Regions from separate parts of the Homo sapiens genome. Here region 1 is linked to region 2. Evidence: chromatin loops called from intact Hi-C (ENCODE). Cell type or tissue: heart left ventricle. All regions are shown on one strand.

Region 1 (8,000 bases), 190 kb after region 2:
TAGTGTGTTCTCACACTGCTAATAAAGACATACCCAAGACTGGGTAATTTATGAAGAAAGAGGCTTAACTGACTCACAGTTCCACATGGCTGGGGAGGCCTCACAATCATGGTGAAAGGCAAAGGAGGAGCAAAGTCACACCTTACATGGCAGCAGGAAAGAGAGAGAGAGCATGTGCAGGGTAACTCCCCCTTATAAAACCATCACATCTCATGAGACTTACTCACTGTCATGAGAACAGCATGGGAAAGACTTGCCCTCATGATTCAGTTACCTCCCACCAGGTTCCTCCCACGACACATGGGAATTATGGGAGCTACAATTCTAGATTTGGGTGGTGACACAGCCAAACCATATAAGATGCCCAGTTAAATCTGAATTTTACATAAACAAGAAATACTTTTTAGTATATCTCATGCAATGTTTGCATTTTTATTTACTAAATATGGTAATCCTGTATCACTTCCAGGGGTCCTTTTCTAATTTTCATGCCTCTCAACAGAAGGATACATGATGCTCCCTGAATTCCAGGATATTTTTTTCTCTCTATGGTACTTTGTATTTCACTTTACTTTTTGTAAAACTGACTCTTCATTTTTATGAGACTGAAAGATCCTGTAGTAGAGGCATTTAGTTTTAAGTATCTTCATGCTGTATCAGCTGACAGACTGAATCCTTAAATCCAGTATCCTGCTGAATCATACTAGAGCCCGAGGCAAAAATATAGAAGAAAGTATGCCTGTATATGCACTTATCAGTATATCCCCTCATATTTTGTACCAAATGAAAAAAGTTAATAAAAGCTCTACAATAAAAAAAATTGACTATATAGAAAGATCCACAATGCCCGACCTGTTGGACACCATTGTGTCCTTCCAAGTGGGGGACTCCACCAGTTAAGTAGAAATGACCATTCTCATTGCATAATAGTGGAGGATTATCAAACAACAGCAGCGTTAATTTAAAATGTTGATATTTTGTCCATCATATTGCATTAATGTTTATCTTAAAAAATATTGTACTAAATTATTATCTTGACTTTTCAGTGTTTTGGTACCCCCTTAAATTTTGTGCTTCTGGTTAAATCTTTTGAGAGAGTGCATGGAGTTGTTTCATTTTAGTATCTACTTAATGTTTTTATGTCTAAGTCACCTATGTATTCAGGTTCACCAGCGATTCAAAATCTTGAGGACCCATTGAGTTCTTTCTTTTATAAATGAAGAAACTGACCACAATGGGAAGGTTGAGACCACAATTTCTTACTTGCTGTGATTTCTGCTGACCATTTAGGCTTTCCTGTGGAAGAAGGAATCATTTAACTCAAGCATTCTTGTTGCCTTTGATATCAAAGTTCTTAAGAATAAAGAATGTCATTGGAGCATATTGTGTTCATTATTAGAACCATTAATGCGTGTCGATCATCCCTAGATCACTTCCTTTGAATGTCTGCCAGGTTTTTCGCAGAGGTAAAAATGTAAATGGAAACATAGGTGTCCTTATGTAAATTGCCTTTCCATTTTGCGTAATAGAAAGATTAGTTTTGATTTTTATGGGTAACATTTGAGCCTAGGTCAGTACTTTCTCAAAAAGTTCCACTATTGTAAGTATCTGCTTTAGTAAAGTTTCTTTTGGGTGTCTACAGATGGCTGTGCTCTGCCTTGAATTGCCCTCTTGACTTCCGATTTGGGAATTAAGATTTTGATAGAAACCTTATCTCACCTTTCTGTGTAGTTTGCTTCATTAGAGCTGATAAAGTAAGATCCACAGCAAATACAGAACACTGGAGATGTGACAGACAACCTTGTAAAACTCTTTTTTGGGACAAGTTAGGAGTTTGATTGACAGATTGTCCTGTAATTTTGTGAAGCAAAGAGAATTTTCTTATTAACCAATGAGTCTGATAGGCTCAAATGTGATGGGTTTAGTTTAGTTCTGCTTGTATTTGGATGACTTTTTTCTTTCTTTCTTTTTATGGAATGTAAGGCAAGCAGATATATCAGAGTTTGTCCTATATAGGAGCCGTGAAGCAAGTATTTTGGAAAATACTGTATTTGAAGCTCTAATTCAGATAAAGTTCTAAAGATTTAGGGAAAAAAAGAGACTCTTTATACTGAGTACTTCAGCAGACTGTTATGCTAAAACTATAGGCCTCACGAAAGAACCTATGGTTCCATTACTTAAGTAAGCATTCTGAGAAGGACAGACTGGTTAATGTAACAACCAAAAGGAATAAGAGACCCACACAAAACTAAGGTTGTCAGATTCATCTTGATAAAATGACCGTGTGGAAAGCTGTGGAAAAGATAATTTTGTAGTCTCAAAATATTAGCTCACTAATTATTAATTATGTAGGGCAAAGGTACCTTTACAATAGAGAAATCCAGCAGATAGCAGCTTAATCAGTTGATCAGATATCACCACCAATAATGCGGAAAATCGTTATTATGTGCCTTCATATGTGATCCTGTGATCCTGTGGGAAGTACAGCACCTCTTACAGTATTCTTGCCAAAAAATGTTTAATCTGAATTTAATCACAAGGAAGCAATCAGACAAATCAAGATTATGGATGTCCCACAAGACAACTGATACAGATTCTTCAAAATTGTCATTGTGATGAAACACAAGAGCAAAAATTAAAGGAGAATGACAATTAAATGCATTGCATGATCCCTTGTTGCATCTTGGATTGAAAGAAATCTGTTAAGAACATGATTGGGGGCCAGGCATGGTGGCTCATGCCTATAATCCCAGCACTTTGGGAGGTGGAAGCCAGAGGATTACTTGAGCTCAGGAGTTTGAGATCAGCCTGGGCACCGTAGGGAGACCCTATCTCTGCAAAAAGTAAAAAAGTTAGCCAAGTGTGGTGGCATGTGCCTGTGGTCCTAGCTACTGGGGTGGCTGAGGTGGGAGGATCACTTGGACCTGAGAGATTGAAGCTGCAGTATGATTGGGACAAGTAGAGATAGACTGTATCTGAGAAAAAAAAAGATTGTATCAAAGTTAAATTTCTTGGGTATGATAATGATAATGTGATTTAATAGGAGACTGTCCTAGTACTTAGGAGATGCATGCTGAATACTTAGGGGTAACATGTTATGATGTTTGAAATTTACTTTCAAATGGTTTTGCAAAGAAAAATGTATGATGAGAGAGAGCAATGAAGCAAATGTGGTGAAATGTTAGCAATTGATAAATCTGAGTGAAACATTCATGGGTGTACATTCTACTCTTTCTTTTTTTAGTATGTTTGAAAATTTTCTAACAAACATTAGGTTTTTAACCACATATAAGGTGGAAAGTTAAGGGGCCTAGAAACAGAAGTCTCTCAAGAATTCTCTGCTGTCAGCTTTTGCTCTCTTATGCATTGGATTTAGGAGCAGAAAAATAATCAAGGTAAAAAGGAATATTTTAAAAACATAAGCCATATGGGATGTAAGAAAACACAGAGAGAGAACATGGACTATCTTAAAGTTAGGGCTATTTTTTTCCGTTCACAGTAAATTAATGGATAATTAACTTAATAATGAGAAGAACTGAATATGACTTACTAAGAGTACCAAGATTGGTATGTAATGTAAGGTGGTTAAGATAGCAGAAGAGGCTTCATAATGCCCAACTGAAGCCACTGTACAGACTGTCCAAAGAGACTCATGTGTCAAGGGTAGTTAAAATAAAAGAAGCCAAGACTAGAGCCTAGCTCTCTCATGCTTAACACATGTGTAACACACTTCAAAGTGAGACTGAGGAAGCTTAAATGTGAGATCTACTTAGGGGATAATGAGAAATGAGAGTAATGAGAAACTGAGCAGTCAGAAACTATCTTTGAAGGAAAGAATTTGTAGCTAAGATATTCTTCAAATGACAGATAATTTCTCTAAATGTATGTAATGATAAATTGTAGTTTTGAAAATTAAATAAAAAATTAAAAGATTTTTCTCCTTACATAATTAAGGCTTTTTAAAAATTGAATGTTTACTTTGAAGGATACAAGAAAGATAAATCTGATATAGAGCCCACCCTCAAGGAATTTATATTGTTGAATTATAACATATATGTCTATAAATCATTGTCATCCTACAAGAGACACTGTGTACATTTCACAAAACAGTGGTGGAAAGAGAACAGGCTTTGGAGTCATATAATTAGAACCTGTCATTTGCCATGTGCTTTGTAACCTTGACAAAATAACTTGTCTTGCATTTATTGTTAGCAAAGCAAGGGGCCTCTGTTTTGCTTGAGTCATGAGGACTCATAATGTTTTACATAACACAGGACTGACATGTAGTTAACATTTAAGAGATTATAAACATGATAGTATTAGTGATATTGTTGTGACATACTTTTATATAGTTCAGCATTCTTTGTTTTTTCCAGAACCTGTAGCATGAACTGCCACTTAGTGGCAGCCATCAGAATTACATATGCTACTGTAGAGGATGAAATCACTTGGCCTGATGTGTCCTGTGAGACCACCCTGAGATATTAATCTGTAATCTTTGGATGTGGATATTCAATTTTTCAGAGTCTTCCTCACTATACTCTTAGGTTGGCACATTTTAGCATAGATTTTGTCACCTGTGTAATTCTATATAATTACGTTTTGCCTATTTTTGTTTCTTTATATAGATGTAATCATACTGTGTGTATTCCTCTATGACTTGCTTCTTTTGTTTGATAAAAGATAAACTGAGGCACATTAAAAACTTAGAGGGTTTATTTGGACAGACAGTGATTCATGAACCAGGCAGCTCCAGACCATAGATGGTTTGGGGCTCCGCTAAAGGGACACGAGGGGAAGATTTTTACAAGGCAAATGCAGAAGCAAGGCAAAAGAAATATTTGATTGGTTAAAGTGGAGCACTAGCCTTATTTGGATCATCTCAGTGGAAAGTGTCAGTGGAATATCAGGATTCCCTGGCACTTATTTTTTTCTTTGTTTAGCAGTTATGTACTCTTATTATCTGATATTTTAATGATTACACTCACTATTTTAATATACACATTTAACAAAATATATAGGTAATCAATATGTACTCTTTTGTCAGACTTACTTCTTTTCTCCCTTCCCTATCAGAAATAATTGTTTTATACAATCGATGTTTACAGCTACCCGTATATATACAAGTGTTTTTGCTTGCATCTCTGTCCTTCCATCTGAGATAATTTTCCTTCCTTCTCCATTGTGTTCTTTAGAATTTTCTTTAATGAGAGGCTTTTTTCAGTTTTTTTCCTTTGCCTATATTATTGTTTTTTATTGTTTGGGAAGATAGTTTGGCTGAATATTAAATTCTACATTATGAGTTTTTTTTTTCAGCTCATTGAGGATACGATTTTACTGTTTCCTGGTACTCTTTCTTGCTATTAAGAGGTTGTTATAAATCTAATTAACATTCTTTCATAGGTGATCAGCCTTTATTTTCTGGCAGGTTTTAATATCTCTTCTCTATCTTTGGTATCATGCAGATTTGTAATGAGACATTGAGATGTTTAATTTTTATTTATTATGCTTTTAATTGAGCTCCTTAAATTTGAGGATTGGTGTTCATCATTTGTCAACATTCTTAGCCAGTATCTCTGTAAATTTTTACTTTCTCATATGCTGATGTGTTCTTCTGGAATTCCAATTACATATGTGTTATTTCCCTCTACATATATTCTACTTAATATCTTGTAACCTATCCGTCATTTTATTTTTTTATTTCAGACAGGATCTCATTGTGTTGCCCAGGCTGGTCTAGAACTCCTGACCTCAAGCAATCCTCTCACCATCTCTGCCTCCCAAAGTGCTGGGACTACAGGCATGAGCCACCGTGCCTGGCCCATGTTTTACACTTTTGATGAAAGGTCATCCAAATTGTATTATGCCAATTTCATCTAAACACAGTAGTTTCCATTGACTGTAAGAGTGGGGAGAGAGGAGATAGCAAAGGAGAGACAGAGAAAGACGTTGTTGCCTCAACTTTTATTTTTTCTGCTTCGAGTTTATGCTGGATGTTGGGAAAACTCTGAGTTCTTGCTGCTTGCTATGTTCTGAATGTTGTTGTCCTGCCAAAAGTCACAAGTTGAAGTTGAATAACCACTGTAATAGTATTAAGAGGTAGAGACTTTTGGGAAGTGATTAAAGTGATGAGGGCAGAGTGCCCTTTTAAAAGAAGTTGAAGTGAATGCCCCTGTCCCCTTCCACCATGTGAGGATGCAACAGCAAGGCACCTTCTATGAAGCAGAGAGAGAACCTTCATCAGATGTTGAATCTGCTAGTTCCTTGATCTTGGACTTCTCAGCCTCCAGAACTGTGAGAAATAAGTTTCTATTTCTTTTGAATTACCCAGTCTAAGGTATTTTGCTATAACAGCAGGAACAGACTAAGACACTGCTCTTCTGGCTGTGCTAGATAAGGTTTCACGATCCCTTTTTGCTGAAACCTGTCTGGGGGGTCCCTAGCCTGTGATTTGAGTGTCCCCACCCCCAGGATACAGCTTCTCTGAATGTTTCTCTCCTCCTCTGTGTGGAGATAGTTTAGATAGTTTTTGACATGTGAGAAATGACTGACTCTCCAGGAGTCTTCTAGATCTTTGGGTGATGGCATAAGTTATATAGCTTTAGTCCTTAATGCTTAAAAGCCTGTTTGTTATAACTCAAAAGACTGGGTAGGGTTTATAAAACTCAAAGAAAGATTTGATTCTTATTTTCTCAGGATCACTTCTCTGAGGTTGTGAGGTAGACTTTCGTGGCCATTTTGACTGGGGGAAGAGGATATGGCATTCCAAGAACTGAGCTGGGAGTGTGAAACCCCTGTTAGTATATCCTGCTATAGTGATAGTGAAAGAGAAAGTACCACTAGAATTACCATGGAGCCCATGAATCAAATTAATCCTCGTTCGAATATGGGGATTTGTGCTTCATTTTTTTTTTTTGTACCAAAGTGGTGAAAATTAATATACATTCTAAGATCCTGGTTCAGTTTTGGTGATGAGTCTTTTTTTTTTTTTGAGACGAAGTCTTGCTATGTCGCCCAGGCTGGAGTGCAGTGGTGCCATCTCGGCTCACTGCAAGCTCTGCCTCTCGGATTCACGCCATTCTCCTGCATCAGCCTCCCGAGTAGCTGGGACTGCAGGTGCCCGCTATCACGCCCAGCTAATTTTTTTGTATTTTTAGTAGAGATTTTTAGTAGAGACAGGATTTCACTGTGTTAGCCAGGATGGTTTCGATCTCCTGACCTCGTGATCCGCCCGCCTCGGCCTCCCAAAGTGCTGGGATTAAAGGCGTGAGCCACTGCACCCGGCCTGATGAGTCTTAATATCTTATGATCACTGCCGTCTTGTGCATTTCTCTCTCAGTGTCGGTACTGATTATCTCTACATTGTAATGAATTATTATTATTATTATTATTATTATTATTGTTTAGGCAACCGAAAATTTAGTGCTATATTTTGTAAGAAAAATGGTTCCTTTGCTGCCCTTTAAAAATGTCCTTTGGGAACTGACCTAGCCACTTAAAGTTCTGATTTCAAATAACTCTTCAAAACTGACCTCACTGTTGTTTAGAATAATTCTCACTATCTGATAAGTCATTTTCTTTATTTGTAGAACTGGGACTAAAAATGTAACCTGTTTCATATCCCTGACTTCCCCATAGTAAACATTGTAAGACACTTCTTAACATTTCTGCGTTAGTAAATGAAAGTAAGTGGGAGAAGGAAGGAAATTGGCTAGTTAGTATTGCTTAATGAGGGAAATTATTAAGTAAGCTGGTTTAGTGGGGAGATAAAATGGAAGATGTCTTTACCTATCTGGTGTTGGATTTTATGAACTTTAGAGTTCTGTCTGATTCTAGCAGTTCTGAGAGAGAAGAAATCTGTGATGCTCTTGTGTTCAGGGAATACAGTTCTGCTTGTTACCATGTGATCTCTACTCATTTACTTTTATTAAGTTCATTGTTTTATTTCTGATGTATTTTTCCTACAAGTACTTCCTTACTTGTAATGACAGAAGTAGAAA
Region 2 (8,000 bases):
TCATGTGGAAAGTGAGGACAATGATTTGCCATAAATGAGTTATGGTGAAGCAGAGAACTGAGGACTTAGATGTACAATTTTTTTTTCTTTTTTTTTTCTTTTTGAGATGGAGTTTTGCTCTGTAACCCAGGCTGGAGTGCAATGGCACAATCTCAGCTCACTGCAACTTCCTCTTCCCAGGTTCAAGCAATTCTCCTGCCTCAGCCTCCTGAGTAGCTAGGATTACAGGTGCAAGCCACCATGCCCAGCTAATTTTTTTTTGTATTTTTAGTAGAGATGGCGTTTCACCATGTTGGTCAGGCTGGTCTCGAACTCCTGACCTCATGATCCGCCCACCTCGGCCTCCCAAAGTGCTGGGATTACAGGTGTGAGCCACCGTGCCCGGCCTTAGATGTAGAATTTTCCCAAAAGAGAATTCTTTGAGTTCTGTTTCAGTTATTTTTGAGTGAGACAGGTGTCATGTACCTACATAGGTATAGTTTGCATTTGCTGTAAAACTCTTGTGTCGACTATACACATAGATTTGAGGAGTATAGCTGTAGTGAGGGTCTAGCATATTGTATGTGTCTGTTTCTTCTAGTGATAGGTTTTATATCACTTTTGTATAGTGCATGCCACAAAGCTATTTTTAAGTCATATTTAGTTTGAGCATATAGTCATTATCTAGAAACCTCAGTTAAGTATATTTCCTGTGCTTCTTTAATTTCCCTGTACCAGATTCTGCTTCTCTACTTTTTGGACAGAGAACCTCTTTGGGTGGCTTTTTATTCCATTGTAAAACGATGAGGTCGGATAGATTACCTGCCATTTGTTATATAGGCCAGTGTTTTAAACTACTGGAATTTTATGAGTTATTCTAAAAATAGCTTCTGTGCTATGCCCTATGTCAGAGTATTTTTGATGTAGATCTGTATGCGTTATGTGTGTGTTTGGCCTATTTTTTACATTTTCTACTCTGAATAATTAGGCTGTAAACTATTATAGATTACTCAATTCTCAAGAAAATAGTAATACTATGAATAGATTTCAGAAAGTTATAGGGAAATGATTATAGGGAAATGGAAAGTTGATTTCCTGAAAGTTAATTGTGACTGTTTACTTTTCAGTCTCTTAGTTGATATTTTACTAGTTTTATAATTCTGTGACTTCTCTTAGAGTCCTTTGACTGCTGCTGTAACAATCTTGTTTTAAATTTCATCCTTTGGAGGCTTACATGAATGATGTAGGATCAAATTCACCTCTCCAGGCTTTCCCCCCCGACCCCCTAGGCTGAAAGCATTTTAAGGGGAGATGGAGGCAAACGCCATTTTTGAGTTGCACTGAACTCAGTTAAAACCTTGATCCTGCTGTTTCTTACTCATGTGACTTGCTTTAGTTATCTTAATTTTTGCACTTTGTTTTCCTTCCTTGCAGAAAGGATACAATACTACTTCATACATGTTCTATTGAGGATCAGACTAAATGAGATTAAGAGGTAAAGCGCCAAATGAGTTTCATTGCCACAAAACACAAGAAAGCTTCAATAAAGGTTTTTTTCCTCTCCTATCAGGAGAGGATAGTGAAGCCTATTATTTGCTTTCTGCAGTTTACTAATTTGAATTGGGCTGTATCAATGTCTAATATCACCTAGTCTGTTTTTACCTGTTAGCCACTGACAGTTTAATTTTTTTTTCTCTTTGCTGTGATTTGAGGCTGTTGTAGCAGTTAGGTGAAAAAATTGGTAGCCATGTTGATAATCAACTAGAGTAGTATATAAGATAAACATTTGTGTCACAGTTTAAATAGCAGTAGTTAATTCAGCATTATGTGAAAGCTTCCATTTCCTGACTCTTACTGTTCACCATAGAGTTAATAAATTAATGGGTTTATATATGAGTTAATATATTAAGGAGATTGGTTGTCCGCACCCTTAGTTCCCCTCCTATAATCTTGATGTCTTATTTCTCAAATACTCCTTGTGAAGTGAGTTTAATTGTAATACCAGACATAAATAATTTACATTTTTGAGGGATTTTGTACAAAGGGTTAAGTACTCACTTGAGCCTCCCAAATCATCCAGAGTATATACTCGCCTTCAGTGTTCTTTCCCCTCTTAATGGATGGGGCATTTACTTAAACCCAGAATGGTAGTTTCCAGTGAACAGTAATATTTGAATGTGGCATTCTAAAGAGGTGATCTAAAGATATTGAACATCATCTTATTGTTGTCTTTGTCCACTTGGGTTGCTGTACCAAAATACTATAAACTGGATAACTTACAAACAACAGACATGTGTTTGTCACAGATCTGGAGGCTGACAAGTCCAAGATTAAGGCACTGGCAGGTTTGGTGTTTGGTGAGGGCTTGCTTTCTAGTTTATAGACACCTTCTCCCTGTATCCTCACATGGTAGAAAGGCAAACAAGCTCCCTGTGTTCTATTTTATAAAGGTACTAATCCCATATATTAGGGCTCTGCCCTCATGATTTAATCACTCCCCAAAGATCCCACTTCCTAATACTATCATCTTGGAGGTTAGGATTTCAACATATGGGTTTTGGGGGTACACAAACCTTTAGACCATAGCAACTACATCTCAGGATTTTGCTATCATTTGCTGGTAATAGAAAATGTTTGATACAAGTTATCTTTTATTGAGTATTTTTAATATACCAGGTACTATGCTGTTTTATATAATTAATCCTCATAACTACCACATGAGGTAGCTATTTTTATCCAATTTTACCAGTGAGGTAATTGAGGCATAAAGAAGTTAACAACAGGTGGGTGTCAAAGTCAAAATTCTAACCCAGATCTGTTAAGATTCCCAAACTTCTCTTCTCTAGCCCTTTGGATTGCATGGATACATTACCTGTAATGCTAATCCACACACGTTTGAACCAAGTAGCAACTTCCAAAAGACATTATCTCCCTTGAAAACACTTATGGACCAGTGCTGTGAGACATCAAAGGAAGAAGTTAATTATTAGCATGAGTAGAAAATCATTTTTTAGGATGATAATTGATTTCAGGAGAAGCTGCAAGTACCAGCAGAAGTGTATTTAAAAATTTTTCTAGGAAAATTCCTGAAATTATCAAAGAGGAAAGCTAGTATTTAGTGTTAATCTTAATCCTATTTGAATATGAATATAATTAATAATAGAATTGCAGTATTTTATACAAAATTTCTCTGTATTACAGACATAGTGTTTTACATTTTTGTGATATTTTGATTCAGAAGCTAGTACCATTTGATTTTTGTCCAGAAGATTTAATGGCAATTTTAATGAATTCATGAACTGATAACTCTGTACTCTGTTCCTTAACACTTGTTTCAGATGTTCATTCAGTTCCATTAACATTTGAACAGTTACTATGTGCCAGGCACTGTGAGAGGTGTCGAAGAATTAAACAAGAGTTATACTGCCAAAGAGAGAAGATCCTGGTCTCATGATAGTGCTATAGAAACACCAATTGCAAAAATAGTTATTCTTATGTGAGGGATAAGAAAGGAATCTGAAAATCCTATAAATAGTAAGTGACATTTGAACTAAGTTTTGAATTACATGTAGTGATGTGATGAATATGCAAGCAGACATATTTTAGGGTAAGGTAATTGCACTAATGGAAAAGAGCGTTAACAAAGATAAAACATCAGAAAAATATGGGGAATGCTTAATAAGTGGTGAGTGTTACAGTGCCACTAGGTTGATAGGCTAGGTAGTAGGGAAGTATTCATATTTGGTCTGGAAAAGAAAGAAAGGACCAGGTTGTTAAATTTTTTTCAGTGTCATGCTGTGAAATTTGAAAGTCTCTAGGTAATAAGAACTATAGCATGAGATTTTAGCAAGTGTGAAATGTGATCAGATTTTAATTCTTGTTTTATTTATCTATTTTGAGAAATTAAGAAAAATATAGAATACAAAAAGGAGTAATAACAGCTGTATGCCTGTCACCCATAAATTGACAGTTGTTAACATTTTATTAAATTTGCTGCTGCTGCTTGAATTAATAAAGCAAATAAACTTCAAGTCTCTGTTGTCTTACATTCGTACTGTTGTCCCATTGTTCCCTTCCAGAGCAACTGCTATGATGATCTAAAATGCTTTAAAAAATATTTTAATATGTATGTGGATACCCATGATGTGGTATTATTTAGTTTGTGGTCACATGTAATTTATATCTAGTGACATATGGTTAAATATCTGGTCTCACAAAGTATATATGAGTCTACAATTTGCATGTTTACTTTTATTTTTGAGATCTAGCCATAATGGGTATAATTCATTCTTTTTCATTGTTAGTATTCTATTATATGTATAAATCTCTGGGTTATTCATTTCCTATTGAAGGACACTTACATTGCTTCTACTGTTTTACTATCAGAGGCAGTATTGCAATAAAATTATTGTATAAATCTCTTGTGCTCATCTTCAAGAGTTCTCTACGGCATATATGAGAAGTATATACAATATGGTACTAAGATATGTACATTTTCAAATTTTTCTATATCATGTCAAATCACTCTCTACTGGTAATTGAAATCATGTTTTAGAGATGTATCTTGCTGATGGAGTGTCAACTCTTTTGAGGGCCAGGAATATGTGCTCATCTTTTTATTCATCCCTCCTAGTGTTGGAATATAATAGACATTCAATAAATGTTGGGTTAGGGACAGATGGGTTACTACTGCATTGTGCATGCTTTAAAAAATGTATCACTTCAAATATTTTGGTGACATATTTTATTAAATAAAAGCTTAAAATAGCTTAAAGAGTCAAATGTTTTTTCACTTTTAAAGTAAGTAAATTGTTTTGACCTAGTTAGCACATTAATGATGCCATTCTTTATGTATCAAATTTATCCAGCCAAAGTCACTAATGTACTCAAGGGGTATTTTTTGGCATAATTGTCATTAACAACATGCAGTTCTGATCAACTAGAATGTAATTCTTGTCAGAATTATGTTGACTTGTACATTCTTACTGTTAATAAAATCGGTTTTATTTTGTTTAAGTGGTATTTGAAAGATCCAATTTAATTTAAAACGAGTTTTTTTTTTTTTTTTTTAAAGTAGAGACAGGGTCTCACTATATTGCCCAGGCTGGTCTCGAACTCCCGGGCTCAAGCGATTCTCCTGCCTTGGCCTCCCGAATTGCTGGGATTGTAGGCATCAGCCACCATGCCTGGCCTAAAACACGTTTTTTTGACAGTATAATTTCAATCTGAAGAATAAATACATTTTTACTCATTCTAAATTCTTTGCTAGATCGTATCCTCTTATTCTCTTTTTAGTCTATTGGTATCTTTCTCTTAAGGTTTTTTTTTTTTTTAATCACATAGCTTGGCAGGAACATAAGTGGATTATATTCTATCATTTGAAGGCATTGAAAGCAATAAAGAATGAATGTGTATTTTTTCTTTCCCTGTGTGCCAGTGTCGTATGGAAGACAGGCAGTGTCTTGGATGATATCCAGACAATTTTTCTTTGGAATGCATTATTTTTTACCCAGCAGATTTACCTGCTTAATTATATTAGTTTAGCAATATTAAAATTAGTTCACTAACTCTGGGGATTCATCAGCTGATGATAGGAGATGGCCAAATGCAAACGGGATCTCAGGAGGAAGCTAGCTTAGTATTAAAAACTCCGATAAGGATATCCCAGTGTGGATAATGCAGAATTTGTTATGGTTAAAAATAGGAAATTCCAAATAGTATTTAAGTATTCTTTAAAAATATATTTTTTTCTGGATCAAATTTTAGAATGCTTCTTTTGGATTTAAAATTTATGGTTAGTAGATTATTTTTAGTGTAATTCCTTGGCTAGTGCTTTTTTCCCCACATACATAGTCTGTAGTTTAAGTCCTTTTTTTTTTTTAATAAAAATCTAATTTTTATTTGCTTTCTTTTTTGACTACCTGTTAAAATCAGATATTTGAAGCAAAACAAATTATCTCTAAGATACAAGTGTGGAAGTGCAGTCTTGGGCTTTGTGCTCAAGTGTTGGCAACGGGAGATAGTGGGTTGAGATAAAGACTTGAGTCATTAGGCTTAGCAAATAGAAATTTTATAAGGTTAGATGGCAGTGGCATGCTAGTAGTACATTAAGCCTGTCATCTATGAGGATATTTTCCTGAACTACCTTTCTAGCCAGTCAACAAGTGAAATGTATTATTTGGATCTAGGAAGAAGTTTTGGCTTATGTTTTTATCCACAGTAATGAGGTTCTAGGGTTTTAGGATATCCAAGACTTATTCCCAGTTATTTCAGTGACTAAACTTAAAGGAAGGAGAATTGGAGAATTAGCTTTTTTTCTTTCTTTCTTTTTTAAATAAAGATTTGCCTTTCTAAATATAGTTTACAAACTGTAGTTGAATCTGGCTTCTGGGTAATAGGATGCACTTTTTCCATCATTTTATTGTAGTCATTATCACAAAGATACATTATTGTAAATGTCCTATGGCACTTGGGCCTTTGTCAGGTAACCCTGTCTTCAGGCAAAGATATACAGGTGATGTTCCTATCTAAACCTGTGTGCTGAGTACTGTTCCTATTAGTGCTGCAGATTTTGCTTACTCATATTAGGTAGGTTGTCTTCTTTTGCTGTCTTTCTTTAAATTATTTACAAAGGTTTGAACATAAAGTTACCTGACAGGCAGTAGAAGGATGTATTCATCATGTGAGTTTTGGGGTGGATTCTTTTTGTTGTTGTTGTTGTTGACTATATCATCCAGATTTTAATAGCCAAGAAATTTAAAAGCCAGATAAGTCCATACTGTTTCGATACTTTTTTTTCCCAACCCTTCTTCTCTTGCATCTTAGTTGTAGCCACATCTAGGTTGCAGACTATATCAGTATAGTATTTTTCTTTAGTGGCTGCCATATTTCATTATTTTTGGTTTCTAAAGTATGATGGTAGAAGTACTCAAGTTACTTCAGGAGAGTTTGGGGATAAAAAATTTGTAGTGTCTGTTACCAGATCTTTATTGGCTATTTTTGATTGGAGCATAAAATCTAGATGGTTATCATTCACTTTAATAAAACATATAAATAAATATATTGAGACTCTGTAATACAAAGAAAAGTGGTTGTAAATCCGAGTCCTTCTTACTGAACTATAGTTGGGTGATTTTCTTTTATTTTCATTTTTACTGTATATCTTTGAGAATATAAAGAAGAAGGCATATATTTATATTCATTACTGTTTAAATGTCCAAGTGAACGCCGAGAGGTTATAAAATTATTTGCATCATGTTCTAGCTTTTCATTGTAACTCCTCTGAGAACATGATAAAACTTCTATATCTTTTTAGTAGGTTAATATTTATTCTAAGTATTTGAAGATAATTTTGTAGCTTGCTATTTCATACATTTTAAATTGTTGCAGGACACTAATATATACACATATACTCATTCTATTAATATACTGATAAATCTCTGTTTATCATATATAATTGTAGGCAGTTTCATCAGATCTAGTATACATTCTATAGTTTTTCATTGTTTTAAGCTTTTTTGTGCGAAGAATTTAATGGAAAAAAGTGTGAAAGGTTAAAGATACATTGTATATATTCCTCTGAATTCACTCATAAACTAAGATGTTTCTAAAGGTTGACTTTTGTTGGTCATATCTACAGTCCAGGAGTGCTCTTTCCAAAATACTATTTTTATCATTTAAGAAATATGTAGTGGCTCATTTCAAAGATTTCTTCAGTTACTAGTCTCTGTCTTATTACTTTTTTTTTTTTTTACTTTTTGTACTTGTCCTTTTATCACTCTTCTTCTTTCTTCCAGAATGTGTTCATTACTACCTTCAAGCTCAGCTGAATATTATTTTTCGCAAATACTCTTTGAGAATTACCTCACATTTTTTACTTTCCTGTATTCTGTCAGCTTCCTGTATTTAGTTAGTTCTTACTAATCCATTGATAATTTGTTGTAGGTTTGAGAGTTTTAGTTCGGTAATGTCTCCCAGTGTAACTCCTTGGAATAAGAATGAGATCGTTTGCATACACGTTA

The links. Peaks named below come from ENCODE experiments on the same cell type or tissue, not always from the same donor. Only the 100,000 strongest peaks of a DNase experiment are listed, where the experiment ranks them.
Region 1: it touches region 2 in a loop (13-fold over the local background); 27 of 110 quality-filtered maps call a loop at or near these places.

Annotation. Positions count from the first base shown.
Region 1 is chr5:108,145,223-108,153,222 of GRCh38, reverse strand. The region is part of intron 6 of FBXL17 (F-box and leucine rich repeat protein 17); the gene reads left to right. Among named protein-coding and RNA genes, the nearest start is that of FBXL17, 230 kb to the left of the region's middle. RefSeq lists a silencer at 4,061-4,355. In heart left ventricle, a CTCF peak has its summit at 4,379; no DNase peak of the experiment used is centred here.
Region 2 is chr5:108,337,440-108,345,439 of GRCh38, reverse strand. All of the region lies in intron 4 of FBXL17 (F-box and leucine rich repeat protein 17), which reads left to right. Among named protein-coding and RNA genes, the nearest start is that of FBXL17, 41 kb to the left of the region's middle. In heart left ventricle, no CTCF peak of the experiment used is centred here; no DNase peak of the experiment used is centred here; H3K27ac peaks cover 364 bases.